Regions from separate parts of the Homo sapiens genome. Here region 2 is linked to region 1. A link is a loop called in an ENCODE intact Hi-C map of the cell type or tissue named here. Cell type or tissue: heart left ventricle. All regions are shown on one strand. Links, peaks and the distances in the headings refer to the core of each region. The heading gives the core; the rest is flanking DNA. Region 1 has its middle 23 kb from the start of CCDC188. Region 2 overlaps RTN4R (reticulon 4 receptor).

Region 1 (8,316 bases), core at 35-8,034:
GAGGTCACTTATGAGCTGGTGTGGTCACAGGCAGGCACTGAGCTTGGGGCAAACACCGGCCCTCACGCCCCGCAGAGCCCACAGCAACCACCTCCCGGTCCCCATCCTGCTCCACGCACCACCTCCCCAACAAGCTGCCACACCAAGCCCCATGTCAGGGGCCAGTGTGGGGAACCATCACTGAGACAGCGCTCAGCAGGCTCTCCCCACGTGCCTGTGGGCGCGCATGTCCCCAAGCCTCCAAGGGCCCACCCCTCACAGGCAGAGTGCTGTGGCCCCAGGCCCTCAGTGGGGAGCGTGGGCGCCCGAGGGATCTGAGGTTCACTGGGAAGAGACGTGCCCCACCCCAGGGCGTCTCTGGCCCCAGCCTCCTCCCTTGGGGCTGCAGGGAGGCTCCACCAGCCTTGGCACCCTGAGTCGTGGACAGACAGGGCAGAGGAGCAACATCCTGCCCACAGCTGGAAAACAGGACCCCTGAAGGGCTGGGAGGGCACCTGAGGATGAGGACATGAGGAAGCGGAGGGTACAAGTCCCCAGACCCAGTTTCCCACCAGTCCCAGTGGACATGACGGTGGCCCACAGGAGCCACAGTGGCCTTGGGGACAAAGAACCCCCGACCCCTCCAGATGCACGCAGTGGATGCCTTCAGGCTCCAGCTGCAGCTGGGCAAGGTTCTGTCCGCAGTGGAGGACTGGCTTGGGGCCCCAATGCCTGGCCACAGGCTGAACACCTCCTCTGACCCGCTGCGCAGCCCACATTAGGACTCAGTTCCTAAAGAGCCACTTTACCGGCATTGGGCACTGGCAGGGGGCTGCCTAACTCAATTGCCTCTGAGCTGTTTCGTGACTTGGTGATTGTGATTTTGTTTTCTTATTGTCATTGTTTTAAGCCTCCTCCGCGATGCTCTCTGGGTTCCTCAGACGGAGTGAGGCCTCAGGGTGCACAGCAGGGCTGGGGCTCCCAGAGGCCTTCTCCAAAGAGGTGCACGGATCCGAGGAGAGATTGGCTTGCCTAGATGGGCCACCCACCCACTGCACTCGCCCACCGCACTCGCTGAGGGGGTCCTGGAGGGCAGAGGTGCTCTGGGCAGGCAAGGCAGGGAAGACAGCGTGATGCTCAGTGGGCCTGGGAGGTGGAGCCCTCAGGGTCAGCACTGTAGCTGGCAGCAGGGCGTGACCTTGACCTTGGATGTGCCACAGATAATTTCAAGAGTGTCCTATGGTCCGAGCAGGAGGACTTCAGCCAAAGGGTGCGGAGGGGGAATCTAGGGGGAACCTGACATGGCCGGCGCATTCCTGAGACAGCCCAGCCCGCCACATAAAGGTGGAGGGCTGCCTTGGAGAAAACAAACTTGGGGCGGCCACATGCAGCCCCCCAGGCTCCAGGCCTGGCTCCCTCCCCAGGCGCTCAGCAGGAGCCACACCCGCATTGGGAATTCGGGGCAGGTCCGGCCTGCATGCTGTGTCGAAGAAATGCAACACAATTAATTAGCCCCTAAAAAAAGCGTTTGAAGTGTTTATTGCAGGACGGCGCTCCTGGTTTTATAAACAGATGGGGAAATAAAGTGGTGGGGATGACAAGCCGGGAACAGCTGCACAGGGACCCGGAACCTAATTCATAATTCAGCAGACTAATCAGAGAACATCTTCTGCAGGCGCCATAACGAAGGGACGTGAGGCCGCAACTGATGAGCCAATCCCCATGCGCCTGCCACGCCAGCCACGCCCCTGCACTGCTGACCCCAGTGTGAGCCCCTGCCTCCAGCCCTGGCCTGACCGAAGCACCCAGCCCCATCCCTGGTCACAATGACCTCCTGCCAAGCTTTCAGCAGGCGTTTTCTCAGCAGCTCCCTGCAACATTTAGTCACAAGCCCATTTTTCAGGAGAGGAAACTGAGGCGCAGGGAGAGTGAGCCTGAGGGACCTGCCCTGGTGGGTGCATACCCCCACAAGCCCTGGATCCCCAATCCACTGCCCAGGGGTGCACCCAAAGAGGTGGGTTTGGCCCTCCTGGACCACCCTGGATCCTCTTGTGCAGGAGGGACTCCAAGTAGACTGAGGAGCTCTTCCCTTCCAGCAGTTGAGATGTGGAGGGAGAAGGAAGAAGGGGGAGAGTGTTTACCAGCCAAGAGGACGTGGGATGGGTGTGAGGCTGGCCTTTGAGGAGCATGGACTGGGCGGGGACCTACCGGTGGGTTGTACATGGGGAAGCCCATGGGCCCCGAGCAGGGAACCTGGAATAATTGAACATAAAAATTCACATGCATTTGGCCAGGCGCAGTGGCTCACACCTGTGATCCCAGCATTTTGGGAGGCCGAGGTGGGAGGATCACTTGAGGTCAGGAGTTTGAGACCAGTCTGGCTAACATGGCGAAACCCCGTCTCTACTAAAAATACAAAAAAATTAGCCAGGCGTGGTGGCGCACGCCTATAGTCCCAGCTACTTGGGAGGCTGAGGCAGGAGAATTGCTTGAACCCAGGAGGTGGAGGTTACAGTGAGCCAAGATCGCGCCACTGCACTCCAGCCTGGGTGACAGAGTGAGACTCCATCTCAAAACAATAAAATAAAATAAAATAATTCACATGCATTTTATGAATCTTCTAGCTCCGACAGGAGCCCCAGTGTTCACAGCAGTCGTGGACTGTAAAATGCACAAGATGAAATGTTTGTGACAGCCGTAAAGTCCTCGTTTTCTCCTCGGCTGCAGTGGAAACATGGGGCAGCGGGGCCGTGGGCGCCAAGCCTCCCCATCCCCCGCTGGCCCCTGCCCCTGCCGCACGTGCTCGTGTGTGCCCTGTGAGTACCCAGCAAGACATGGGGACTGAGGAAAGAGCCCAGCTCACACCTGCCCTCTGCAGCTCACGGCCTCCTCAGGCAGACATATGGGGTCAATTAAACTCTGCAACAAGCCTTTTACTTAAACACATCAAACCACAAATACCATCAGAGTGGTTGATGTCGTAGCAGAGGAAGGCAAGGGGGCTGCGGTGCCTACAGGGGTAGTTCAGGGGCCTTGTGGAGTTGGGCTCCAAAGTCTAGGTAGGAGCTTGCCAGTGTGAGCAGCACCAGTCACCCGCCACTGTGGCACTGGCGCCGGATGGGACTCAGACGTGGGTTAGAAAGCCCCCAGTCAGACCCTCACCCCAACCCCCACTGGACCTCACATGCTTTCTCCCCACAGGATTTCAGAGGATGGCAGGGGAATGGGGAAACATGTGTCCGGCTACCTGCTGCTGCATGACAAAGCAGCCCAGTCTCTTGTGTGCTTGGTCTGTGGGTCTGGAGCCCGGGCAGGGCCCAGCAGGGCGGTGTGGGCAGCTCTTCTGCTGTGCATGGCATCGAGGGGGCATTCAGTGTACTCAGCCCCAGCTGTGCCCCCAGGCCTGGCCTCGGCAGACCGGCTGCAGGGCTGAGCCCCACAGGCCCTCCCGCTCCGTGGGCTCTCCCTGCTGGTCAGATTCCTTCAAGGCAGCTCAGGACCAAAAGCAGAAAGCAGAACAGCTGGGCTCTGAGGGCCTGGGGTGCAGCGCAGCGCCATGTCCACCCAACACCAATGGTCAAAGCTGTCCAGGCCTTCCTAGGTCCAGGGAGGGATGAAGACTGACAGACTCACAGAAGGTCAAGGAATGTGCGTTTGGCCCCGTTGAGTCTCTGCAGGATGGGCTCAGTACAAAGCGCTGGGCAGGGCAGAGGAGCAGAGCCCACCTGGACCCCAGCCAGGAGCCCACAAGTGCCAACAGCTCCCTGGGAAACAGGACCAGGGCCCCCAGCTCCTGGGTGGGCGAGGTATGCAGTAACTGGCCCCTCAGGGGGTGGAGCCAAGCTTGGAGACCCCTGCCGAGGCAGGGTCTCAGTGCTGAAGCAGGATTTGGACCCACTTTTTCTGTACTCTGACCCCTTTCCCAAAGTCAACCTCCCTTTGAGGTCCTCTCCCCAAAACACCCCCTGACCAGCACAGCCCTCCTCTGCGTGCTGCAGGCAGACTCCTCCCTGTTCCTACACCACCTGCCCGAGGTCCCCCAGCTCTTGAATGGCAGAGTGAGGACATGAAGCCGGTGTCCCTGACTCCAGGGCTGTGTTCTTGGCCCCAGCCCGGACCCCCGCATGCATCTACATCTGCTGTCTGCACTTGGTACCTGCCGCTCTTCCCCGGCCCCCACTGTCCCACAGTGAGACAGAACCCTGATCAGACTCCCTGCACAGAAGGAAGGGCGCTGCTCCTCCCACCCTCTGCCCAGGTGAGGTGCCACCACAGGCTGCTCAGAGCCCCAGGAAGTTGACTGGAGGGCAGGACGGCACCTTGTGTGGTGGGGCCACCGTGCAGGTAGAAGCAACATGCGACCCGGGTGGACACAGCCCCACAGGCTGCAGGGCTTAAGCAGGGCAGCCAGGATCCTCCCTCAGCGCCCCCTCGCAACCCCACCGCTGGTGTGTGTGTTGTTTGTGAGGGCATGGTGCCCAATTGGACTGCCCCAGCCCTCCAGGCCCGCAGTGCCGTCACTTCCAGAGTGGTCCGGCTGTAGACAGAGCCACTCTCGGGGGGGTGTTCAGTATGCACAGAGCCCCCACCCCTCTGTGCCTGGCCTGTCCCTTGGGCCAGGCCCCAGCAGAGGTAATCTTACTAAACAAACATGCCCCGGATTTGCTGTCTGTGCAAACAGCAGCAACTGCTGCTCTGCGGATGAGGGGCTCAGAGACTCCACAGTGAGGGTTTCCAGGGCTGCGTCCTTCTAAGCAGCAACATGGGAGGCAGCACCTCACGCCCCACTCCACAGACACTGGGCTGCGGGGAGTCCTTGAAGAATGCAACAGGGTAGTGCTAGGACCTGCTGCGATCTCCTGAGATACCCAGCCCCTCACAGGCACCAAGCTAATGTCGCAGAGGTGCGTGTGGCCCTGGCCCCAAAGAGGAGGACCCAAACAGCAAACAAGCTTGAGAGAGAGCCAGGCCCAGCAACCTACGCACCAGAGACCTGCCCTCGGCTCCGCAGACCCGGGGCAGACCGGGCCTCTGCCACCTGAGCTGGCCTCCAGGGGGAGGCTGCTCCTGCCTCAGACCCACCCAGCCCAGCCTGGGAGCCCAATGCAGAGGCCGCTCAGTACCCTCGGGTAGGGGGACAGGGAGACCTGTCCAGGGCGGCCCCCTTGCTGCCCACTTTGCCACCTCCTTGCCCCACTCAAGCCCTCTAGGGGATTGAACCAAGAGTCTGGGCTGGCCGGGTGTGGTGGCCCAGGCCTGTGATCCCAGCACTTTGAGAAGCCAAGGTGGGAGGATCGCTTGAGGCCAGGAATTCGAGACCAGTCTAGGCAACATAGTGAAAGCCCCTCGCTACAAAAAACTTTAAAAACTAGCCAGGTGTGGTGGCCTGCACCTATAGTCCCAGCTACTTGGGAGGTTGATGCTGGAGGATCACTTGAGCCCAAGAGTTCAAGGTTGCAGTGAGCTGTGATGACACAATTGCACTCCAGTCTGGGTGACAGAGCAAGACCCCATCTAAAAACAAATAAATAAATAAATAAATAAATAAGTGTTTAAATATTAGCCGGGAGTGGTGGTGCACACCTGCAGTCCCAGTTACTTGGGAGGCTGAGGTGGGAAGATCACTTGAGCGTGGGCGTTCAAGCCTGCAGTGAACTGTGATGGTGCCACTGCTCTTCAGCCTAGGTGACAGATCGAGACCCTATCTCTAAAATTAATTATAATTTAATTTAATTTAATTTAATTTTAAAAGACTCTGGGGTGATGGACCAACCAGGCACAATGCCTTTGGCCACTGGCAGAGGGCACCGTGAGGCTGCCTTGGACACGGGGCCATCAGGGTGAGAGGCTGGCACTGGAGATTGGTGGGTGCAAGGTATCACCCCAGCATCCCCAGCCTGCCTCACCCCCGCTGGCTCCCAGCCCTGCCCCCCATCCTAGAACTTCCGGCTCCTGAAGAACCAATGGCTCCTCACAATGTGGCCTCTGCCCCCACGCCTTCCCAGAGCTCCTGCCCCGGCCCCCACTGCAGGCCCCAGAGAGCACCTTGTAGCCCCTACGGAGCCCAAAACGCAGGCCCATGGGAGGATGGCACCTTTCTGGGGTGGGGAGTCCCTACTTTCCTTTCTCTAATTTTTCTGCATTTTCCAAATGTTGATACACTAGCATGAGTTTCTCATGGAGCTGGAACAGCAAACCTCAGCAGGAAGCAAGCAGGCTGCCCTCGGGCGTGCAGAGGAGCTGGAGGCCAGGGCCCCCATGGGGAGTCCTCCTCGAGGGGCCTGGGAAGGGTCTTGTGGAAGTACTGGGTGGGCTGAGGGCTGGCTGTCCAGTACGGGCTCAGTTTGGCCCTGTGTGCAGCTGCCCGGTCAGGCCATGCTGTCCTCCAAGATGCATTCTGCATCCCTCCCTGGGGGACGCACCAGCCTCATTTCATGGCCACTGCGACAGTTGCATTAACTTGTATCTAATGGGATGCTTGGCTATTGGACATGGAGCAATTCCAGTTTAATTAAGCGTCAGGAAGCTGGGCATTAATTAAAGTAACAAAAGACTCAGCACAACGCAAGCTGGGCCCTGCTCAGAGAGGCTGTGGTCTAGGCGTGAAGGGTTGACGAAGTGCATGACCCAGGCCCGGCACTGTCCACATGTCCACACCCCCTGGCTCACCGCCCACCTGGAGGCCACCAAGGCCTCACACCCTGACCTCCCTGGCTACCATGGCCCAGGCCCCAGGCTGGGCTTTGTGTGCTGAGCCCCCAGGGGCAGGGGATGGGGACCCCTGGAACACCCAGGGCCCTTGTTAAGGTGAAAGCCATGTCCCAGGAATGGCCACAAGGTCCCAGCAACCGTGGAGATCCGTCACACCCCAGCACCTGGCTTTGGCCAAAGGCCCCTCCCCACTCCCCTCCAGCCCTCCCTCCACTAGAATTTGGACACCCCTCGATGGACACAGACCCTGGCCACCCTCAGCTTCCTCCTCCTACCCCACCCCAGCCAGGAGCCCACAGGAGGTACCTGGGGACATGCCAAGGGCAGAGGTCACAGGAGATGAAATGAGGACACCAAAGCCAGCAGTGCCACCTGCAGTGGACTCAGGCCACCATGCTGGCCCCTCCCGGCCTCTACCCTTGGCCCTTGCACCCCTCCCCTCCCTCCTCCTCTCACTTCTGTTGGGCCTTTGGCCCCTCCAAGTCCATGAACACAAATCACATGAGGTTTGCCTCTATTGTATTTATGAAGACATTTTATGTGACTTTGGTTTTTGGTGGTTTTTTTTGTTTTGTTTTGTTTTTTGAGACAGGGTCTCACTCTGTCACCCGGGCTAGAGTGCAATGGTGCAATCCCAGCTCGCTGAAGCCTCCACCTCCAGAGCTCAAAGGATCCTCCCACTTCAGGCCCCCAGGTAGCTGGGACTACAGGCATGCGACACCATGCCTGGCTAATTTTTCTATTTTTTTGTAGGGAGGGGGTTTCCCTCTCTATGTTTCCCAGGCTGGTCTTCGACTCCTGGGCTCAAGCAATCCACTTGCCTCAGCCTCCCAAAGTGTTGGGATTCCAGGCATGAGGCAATGCACCCAGCCTGTGACTTTTTATTTTAAGGGCAGGTGAGTTGGGGACTTTGTCTTTCTTTTTCCAAGGAAAAACAGAAAACTAGATTACGATCCCCAGTCAACTCTCCCCCACATTAGCTGCCTCCAGGTCTCCTCTGCCTGGGCCTGCACTTGGGGCCTCACAGCTGCGACACCTCCTAGCCCCAGACCAGGCTCCAGGCTGCAAGGCCAGAAGAGAACCTCAGGTGCTCTGGTTGAAGGCACTTCTCCCCAGCCCCCGAACAGCATCACCTCCTTCCGCCTTGATGTTCTACCTGCTCTCCGCCCTTGCTTCTCTGCTGAGGCTGGATGGAGAAGTCTGGCCTCAGCTGCCCTCTACAGAGGTGCTGACATCTGCTGCCCAATGGGCCTCGGGCTGGGTCCAAGCCTCAAAGCCCACGCAAGTAAAAGGTGCAGCACTGGCCAAAGGGCCTTCCCTCTTGCACTCACTCACTGGGGGCTGATAGGCAGGAGCCCTGGATCCCCAGTTAGACTTAGTCCTGCCAGCCCAGGGTCCCCGGTGCAACATCAAGAGGACCCCAGCCACGTGACGAGGGTAGACGGTCTCCACAGAGCGCTGGCTGCTGCCGGCCCCAAGACACGCACCCTTGAGCCTCCCATCAGCCCTGCAGGATCCCGGTTCTGTGAGGCCCCTGGGTTCAGCCAGGGGGTGAGAATTCAGGGACACCCAGGCAGCAAGTGGCAGACCCTTCCGGAAGGGCCTGGACAAGGGTTCTGCATGAGG
Region 2 (8,316 bases), core at 1-8,000, 64 kb before region 1:
CGTGGGCTGCACAGCCTCGACCGTCTCCTACTGCACCAGAACCGCGTGGCCCATGTGCACCCGCATGCCTTCCGTGACCTTGGCCGCCTCATGACACTCTATCTGTTTGCCAACAATCTATCAGCGCTGCCCACTGAGGCCCTGGCCCCCCTGCGTGCCCTGCAGTACCTGAGGCTCAACGACAACCCCTGGGTGTGTGACTGCCGGGCACGCCCACTCTGGGCCTGGCTGCAGAAGTTCCGCGGCTCCTCCTCCGAGGTGCCCTGCAGCCTCCCGCAACGCCTGGCTGGCCGTGACCTCAAACGCCTAGCTGCCAATGACCTGCAGGGCTGCGCTGTGGCCACCGGCCCTTACCATCCCATCTGGACCGGCAGGGCCACCGATGAGGAGCCGCTGGGGCTTCCCAAGTGCTGCCAGCCAGATGCCGCTGACAAGGCCTCAGTACTGGAGCCTGGAAGACCAGCTTCGGCAGGCAATGCGCTGAAGGGACGCGTGCCGCCCGGTGACAGCCCGCCGGGCAACGGCTCTGGCCCACGGCACATCAATGACTCACCCTTTGGGACTCTGCCTGGCTCTGCTGAGCCCCCGCTCACTGCAGTGCGGCCCGAGGGCTCCGAGCCACCAGGGTTCCCCACCTCGGGCCCTCGCCGGAGGCCAGGCTGTTCACGCAAGAACCGCACCCGCAGCCACTGCCGTCTGGGCCAGGCAGGCAGCGGGGGTGGCGGGACTGGTGACTCAGAAGGCTCAGGTGCCCTACCCAGCCTCACCTGCAGCCTCACCCCCCTGGGCCTGGCGCTGGTGCTGTGGACAGTGCTTGGGCCCTGCTGACCCCCAGCGGACACAAGAGCGTGCTCAGCAGCCAGGTGTGTGTACATACGGGGTCTCTCTCCACGCCGCCAAGCCAGCCGGGCGGCCGACCCGTGGGGCAGGCCAGGCCAGGTCCTCCCTGATGGACGCCTGCCGCCCGCCACCCCCATCTCCACCCCATCATGTTTACAGGGTTCGGCGGCAGCGTTTGTTCCAGAACGCCGCCTCCCACCCAGATCGCGGTATATAGAGATATGCATTTTATTTTACTTGTGTAAAAATATCGGACGACGTGGAATAAAGAGCTCTTTTCTTAAGCTGTGGCCTCTCAGGCTAGGGTGCTGTGGGCGGTGAGAAGCAGGGGTGGGTGCTGGACGGGCAGCCTCTCCCCCATCACAAGGCCCCCAGAGGAAGGGAGTTGCCTGGCACCACAGGTGGGACAGCCTTGGCCAAGGGCAGCTCCAATGTCAGGTGCCCCTGGCCCCCCAGCCGCACAGATGGAGCATGCTTGGTGGCTGACGTCGTTGAGCCTGGCTGATGGAGCACATGCCAGGTCCATGGGTCTGGACATAGCAGCCCCTGTGGGGACAGTTGCTCTCGGGCCCCCCACCCCAATCAGGCTGCCCGGGCAGCCCCCAGGAGGAGGCTGAGGATGAGGGACCCTGTTCCTACCCCTGGTGGGTGGCAGGAGAGGAAGGCCCTGAAGGAGAGTTGGGCGGGTCAGGCCTGGCCTCAAGGCCCAGTGGGGGCTGTATGCACCCTCACACCGCTGCTGGTGGTCACACTAGACCCCACATGCGTGTCTGGGGCACCCCCACTTACAGCATGCCCACACCCCAAACATAGGCCGTGGTGGGTCTGCATGTCCCTGCACCCATGTATGCATACACGCATGCACACACAGCAGGGCAGGGAACACATGTCCACACACATGCAGGCACCGGGGGCTCGAGAGCAGCACACGCATCCAGGCAAAAATATGCACAGGCAGAAATATGCACAGGCACGCTTTCCCACGGCCTGGGCCGAAGAGGACTCAGAAACAAAAGGGAAGGGCCACGTGGCCAGGAAGCCTTCCCAGGAAAGGGCCCCCTCCCCGCCAGGGCAGTGGCTGGGGAGGGGGAGAGGGAGAAAAACAGTGACGTGGGGGAGGGTGTGGGGGAGCGTTGCTGGTGAAGCCAGATGGTCGTGGGGGCGGCCGGGGCTCCAGAAGCCTGGGGGGAGGAGAAGGAGGGAGAAGAAGCGGGGAGGACGCGCTTAGCAGCCAAGGCCCCAGCTCCTCCGCCCGCTTCTCTGTGCGTGTGCTGCGGCCCAAGGCTCAGACCCCTCCCATCAAGCACAGGGCAGAGCCAGGATGCAGTGGTCCTGTCTGGCCTGTACCCTCCTCAGGGTCCTCCCACATGTCCTGTCTCTCCTGAGAGACCCTGTGCCTGTGCCCACAGGTGCTGAGGCCCCCCGTGTGGCTGCGCACACCTCCACCTGCAGTTTGCCCCTCTGCTCACCTGAGATCCAGGGCCGGCAGCCTTGCCCCAAGGCTGGGGGCAGCTCAGGCAGGGCAGCCCTGCCGGGGTGGGGTGCTGTTTGCCCAGGGCTCCCTCTGCAGCCCCTCTGGGCCCAGGAGACCCTTGGCAGCCCCAGCAGAGGCCTCTCCATGGATGGCCTGATGTCAAAATGTTGTGCAGTCTCTGTCCTGTGCCTGGAGCTCTACCATCAGCACCCCTGGCACCCCCAGTCTCTGTGACCCCACAGCCAGGCCCAGGATTCTGCCAGGCTGTGCCTGGGCACTGGCATAGGCAGGGTTTTATTCAGTTTTTCTCCCAAGTGGCCCCTGTCATGCCTGAGAAGAGGCAGCTAAACTGCTGGATCTGGGCTAGTGCTCTCAGCTGAGGCTGGGGGCTCCTTGCAGTCAGAGCCAGGAAACCGAAGCCACCCATTTCCAAAGAGCCTTGAGCCCCACCTGAGTGACCCAACTGCAGTGGATGCTGGCGCCCTCAATGGCTTGTGGAAGGACAGCAGATCCTGCCTCAGCTTGCACACCTCCCAGGACAAGGAGTTCATTACCTCTGCTGGGCCCACTCCTAACTAAGAAGCAGGCACCTGTCGCCCTCAGGCCAGCTTCGGGGCTGACTGTCACCACCAGCTGCCCTCAGGGCTCTGCACCCTCCCCTCCAGGCCACAGTGGGGGCCTGTGCAGTGGCAGGGGTGGGGAGTTGGGCACAGTCCAACCAGACCTGAGGACGGGGTGAGAGGATCCGGAAGGAAGTGGACGAGTTTTAAGTTGGACTCAGCAGGATGCATGGACGCTCCCATGGGGTGGAGGCGGCAGGCAGGGCTCCCAGGCCTGAGCAGCCGGCACGGGGCGCCCGTCCCTGAGGTGGGGGCGCCGAGAGGAGCGGCCGCTTTGTCGAGGCCCAGGAGACATCTGGGCGGGGGTGTCGCGTGGGCTGTGCAGGCTGAGCTCAGCAGAGGGGCCCGGCTGGAGGACACATTTGGGAGTCGTGAGCACTTGGGTGATATTTACAGCCCAGGAAGAGATGAGCTCACCGGCCGGCCGCTGCTGACGAGGGGCCCGGAGTGGGCGGGGCGTTGGGCCAGGGCCCAGGGACTCAGCTCCTTCCTGCGCCGACCCCGGCACTCCCCAGCTCTGCCTGACCAGCCCCGGCCGGCTGGGCCCCTGAGGTCAGGTGCTGGACCAGGCAGGGGTTGGGGGTGGCAGCTGGTGTCCAGCCTTGATCACCCAGACCCCAGAGCAGGTGCAGAAAGCTAATTAAAGCTGCGTGAATCAGCCTTGAGGGTATCAAATCCTGGCCCCCACCCCATGCGGGCTGCTGGTCTACCACAGACTCTCCTGGCCCCGTCCAAAGATGCCTGGCCAGCCCCAGGGGGCCCTGTGGACCGAATCCTTCACAGCTCATGGGCCTGTCCCTGTGTTGCAGGCCTAGCCAGGGCAGCACCACCCAGCACAATTGGTGGAGGTGACAGCTGGGGCTGGGCTCACCACTAGGTGGCTGTAGCCGACCTGGGTGGGGGATAGGGGCAAGCAACCCTCAGATGTCGGGCCCAGGCTGGGCTGCTCCTGGGGATTCCTCTCAACCACCCCGACTCCACCCCTGCGGCCCTGGGGGCTGAGCTGCACCAGAGCTGCCCTGCACACCTGTCTGCCCAGGGCTGCAGGAGCAGCCCTGTCCTTGGATGGGAGCGCCTGCCCCCTGTTTATCTGGCTGCCCAGGGCTTTGCCTAGTAATTGGGAGAATTACTTTTTAATCCTTAAATTAGTTCTGAAATAATAGAAGCTGCCGAATGTTCAGCAGCCGATGGTAAACTAACATCCAGCGAGACTGAGAACATGCCGGAAACAAGTTGAGAGGGAGGCAAGTGTTTGTGGTGTGAGCTGGGGCCCGGGGCGGGCCACTGCGGCGGCGGCAGGGGTGGGGGCTCCTCACTGCCGGGCTGCCTGCAGCTCACAGCCTCCCTGGGGTGGTAGGGCACCTCACACTCACATCCCCGCAGGAAGACACTGCTAATGTCCCCAGGGCACAGATGAGGAAACGGAGGCCCAGAGACATGAAGCAACATGTCAGGCAGGATTGGGCCCGAGGCCACGCGGGAGCAGACCCTTCGCTGCCAACTGTGTTTGTGCTCCAGAGTGCTGCTCTGCTTCTCCATCCCAGTGCCCGGGGACATCACAAGACCCTGGGTGTCAATTCCCTCCACTGTGTCAGTCAGCCTAGGGATGTCACTCGGGGTGGCACCCTGAGCTGTGGCACCTCTGTGACTGAGGCAGCTCTGTGTCTGGTCAGCTGGCCTTTGGGCCGCCTCCAGCCACAGTGAGGAGGCCCAGCCCTCAACTCAATTTCCCCCACGTTGCCGGCCTGGTGGCCACCCTCATGCCCAGATTTCTCACTGGTGGCCTTGGCCTCTGTTCTGCCTGGACCCCAGCTGGCTCCTTTCCCACCCTGCTCTGGGCTAGGCCGCTCCGGAGCCCTGCCCTGCAGCCCAGCCCCTGTGTACACCACAGCCTGGGCTTGGCAGGGCTCCCCACATGAGGCCTGGGTGGGAAAAGTGCAATGGCCACTGTCAGCAAAGGGTGTATCTCAGCCCATCCCCCCCCACCCCGCCGGGCACAGCAGCTCAAGGATCCCATTATGCCAAGGCCTTGGAGAGTGGCTGCGATGGGCATGAGCCCAGTGGCCCCCGGAGCCCCACTCCTGTTGGGAGGGTGCATGTGTCGGGGCCCAGGGCTCCCCAGCAGCTGGCCTGACCCCAAAGTGCCAATCCCAGGTCTAGAGGAGGAGCCCCAAACTCCATGGAGGAGGCCGTGGGACTTCTCTGGTTGGTCAGGCTTCTCCAGGGCTGGGGCCTGGTGCTACTGTCTTTTCCTGGGGGAGGTGGGGCTCTGCCAGGGCACACCTCTCCGGAAGCCCCTTCCAGGTGCGTCGCACTCCCCACCTGCCTCTGTCTGCTGCAGGGGAGTCCTGCTCCCAGGGGCAGGGGACCCTTGCTGGGCCATGCCTGGAGTCCTGAGCCAGTGGGTGGAGGAACAGGCACCTGTCCAGCCTCATCTCTCCTTTTGCTCCCAATCCCCAGCCCCCAGCCCCAGAACTCCTTAGGATCTTCTTCTTGGTCCTTCCTCTTTGCTCAGTATTCAGTTCTGACACCACTCCCTTCTCCAAGAAGCTCTTCCTGATCCTCCAGGCTGGTCCTCACCCAGCCAGGTGGCCATGGAGTGGATCCACAGTGCCCAGACCCGCATGGCCAGAGCCAGGGGCAGGTCACTACCCCTCAACAGCCCTCTGCTTTTGTGCCTGTTTTGAGGAATGAGTAAACCCTCATGGAAGAAGAGGTCCCTGCTTGGGCCCAGCCCTGGAGGAGCTCATAGAGGGCCAGACAGGGTGCTTCTGCCACACGGTCCCAAAGCTGAGGCCGAGGCTGTCCCTCCCTCCAAATGTCCCCACCCACAACCTGTCTTCTTGGATTCAGACCACAGGACCAAGCTCGCGCCTGGTTCCCCAGGCCCCAGAAAGCCAAGGGAGCCCCCCAAGGCCACACAGTAAGCAGTGGAACCAGGCTGGGCCGGGCTGGCTGCCTGGACCCCCCTCACGCCCTGTGGGCCCCCCAGAGCTGGCCTAGGGTCTCTTGACCCTGACCTCAGTGGAGGAGCACCCAGCCTGACATTCTGAGAGCTGCACAGGTAGCACTTCCTTGGCACCAACAGCAGATTGCATGTGGGGTCAGCACAGGCCTGCTGACCGGGGCAGGGCCAGGCTCACAGCCACCTGGGTGCAGGAAAGGGTGCCAAGCTCGGCAGGAGTCCTGCCCTCCCAGCCTGTGCAGTGGCTGGGCTCGGTGGAGGGTCCCTCTCTCTCTGACCAGTTCGCTGTGCGTTTATTAGGCACCTGCTGTGTGCTGGTGAAACAGGAAAAGTCCCCTTGTTCCCCTCACAGTACATGCAATGGGGTTGTGGCTTGCTTCAGTGCCCTGCTGCTCAAATCTCTAGGGGAACATACAGACGGGCAGGCTGTGGAGCTCCAACCCCACGGCAGTGTCTAGGGGTGAATGTTTATAGCTGAAGCCCCAGTGAGCGTGTTACAGGGTGCTCTTTTAGTTTTGCTGTTTTAGTTTAACTCTATCGGTGGCTTCTGTTACTCAGCTCAATTAAACCCCAGTTAGAGCCCTGCCTTATCGCAAGGACAGATGGCTTTCTGCATCCCAAGGTTCTTGCCTTGGTGTAAGAATTGGACCACACGTGGGCTCGGAGAATGAGTGCAAGGTTTTATTGAGTGGAGGTAGCAGATGGGGGAAGGCAGAAGAAGATGGAGTGGGACGGTTTTCCCCTGGAGTCGGGCCCGGGCTCTCCTCTGGCTGCCCCAGCCAAACTCCAGGTCATTCTGCTGCCGGTTGGTAGCCTGCCGGGGTGCCGGCGCCCGTCAGTGCGTTCCTCTCGACGTCCAGCCGCCTGAGTGCTCCTCTGCCAATCCGCTCCTCTCCACGTCCAGCAGCTTGTGCGTGCCTGCCAGGGTCTCGCGAGTTTTTATAGTCATAGGATGGGGGTGTGGCAGGCCAGGGTGGTCTTGGGAAATGCAAAAATGCCTGTCCTCACCTAGGTCTGTGGGATGGAGCCCCAGCCAGGGATCACACCCTCCTCTACGCAGCACTTCCCCTTTTCCCTATCATTCATTTCAAGGGACCAAGCTCTTCCACTCCTGTATCACCTCAACGAACCCATGCGCCTCCTTCCTGGAGGTTGCTGTTGAAGCTGCAGGCATCACCCCCTGGGTGAGAGAGGGCCCTGCCTGGGCCTGGGCTGCTGCCAGGCCACGTGAATGCGGGGAGGCCATGTTTTGGAAGCCCGAGGGAGGATCCACACTTTGTCCCTGCACATGGCCCAGCCTCAGACGCTAGACAAAATGAGGGGCAGAGAATGGCCCCTTCTGCAGACGCAGTGCATCTGGCCCAGCCCACAACGAGCCTCTCCTGCAGGGGCAGCCTCCACGGGAAGGGCCAATTAAACCCACCACCGATCGGCCCAACCAACACCGGGGAACAGGAGGCCTCCAATTTGTCTTTACAAAGGGCTGTGCAGAGATTTATGGGCAATAAATGAACATCCATCCCGAGGCGGGCAGAGGAGAAGCGGCAGGGCCGGCAGGGTGGGGGCAGCCCCCTCTGATCGTGGCGCGGAAGCTGCATTAATGACGCTCACCAAGGAGAGACAAGGCTGAGGCTGGCAGGGCCACTCACCAAGGAAGGAGAAAAATAAATGCGAGCAATTGGGGAATGATGAAGACCTTGCAGGGAGAACACCTCGATACACACGGTGAGGCCAGCCTGGCAGAGTCTGGGGACGCCGAGCCAGGGACCTGGTGGGGTAGGGCAACCTACAGGAGGGGCACAGAGACAGCCTGGTGCTGCTGCACAATTATTTTTGAAAAATGACAGAGCAGAGAGAAAGAGTGGAGGCGGGGCGGGGGACTGCAGCCTCCAGGGATGCCAGGGGTTTCTGAGAGGCGGTCACTGCTACCTTCAGGGGGAGCAGGAGGGTCTTGAGGCCTTGGGAGCCAGGGCCCCAGCCTCTGAAGCCCTCCCTGAGGTCCCTTAGCCAACAGTGGTGGAGCCACAGCCCTACCCCTCTAGGCTCCCCCGCGGCCATTCCAGCCTCCAACCCCACCCCTCCACCTCAGACTGTAGGGTCTGAGCACCCGCCCTGTCCATATCCATCCCTGCATGCCTCTCCGTTCACCGACTCCTTCAACAGACCATCCCCTGCTCCTCTCAACAGGCCCCGCTCTGCTGGGGAACCACGGACAGAGGCCTTCCCATCCCCAGGTCAGGATCATCTGGGCCCCCTGCTGCAGCCGAGGACCCCTCCAGATCCGCAGAGGGACAAACTGGCCATGAGGCCACGACCAAGCCTCACTTGGGTGGGGACCCAGCCTGGGGCAGTCCTGCTGTTGCCCCCCACCCCCCGACATCCTGTCATGGTTGGGAAATCTGGTGGCACCAACTCCC

The links. Peaks named below come from ENCODE experiments on the same cell type or tissue, not always from the same donor. Only the 100,000 strongest peaks of a DNase experiment are listed, where the experiment ranks them.
Region 2: a loop joins it to region 1, with 2.2 times the contacts of the local background. A loop is called at or near these places in 13 of 110 quality-filtered maps.

What each region holds. Positions count from the first base shown.
Region 1 is chr22:20,170,216-20,178,531 of GRCh38, reverse strand. No RefSeq gene overlaps it. Among named protein-coding and RNA genes, the nearest start is that of CCDC188, 23 kb to the right of the region's middle. RefSeq lists an enhancer at 748-1,741. In heart left ventricle, for the core only: a CTCF peak has its summit at 3,440 (motif pointing left); no DNase peak of the experiment used is centred there.
Region 2 is chr22:20,234,223-20,242,538 of GRCh38, reverse strand. RTN4R (reticulon 4 receptor) reads left to right here. Exons shown (of 2, transcript NM_023004.6): 2 at 1-1,124. The coding sequence ends at 828. LOC105372863 (a long non-coding RNA gene) reads right to left here. Exons shown (of 2, transcript XR_007068009.1): 2 at 6,560-8,316. Among named protein-coding and RNA genes, the nearest start is that of MIR1286, 11 kb to the left of the region's middle. RefSeq lists silencers at 3,428-3,487, 3,699-3,993, 4,178-4,327 and an enhancer at 3,977-4,569. In heart left ventricle, for the core only: a CTCF peak has its summit at 3,812 (motif pointing right); DNase peaks (open chromatin) are centred at 3,359 and 3,808; H3K4me3 peaks cover 1,049 bases; H3K27ac peaks cover 2,642 bases.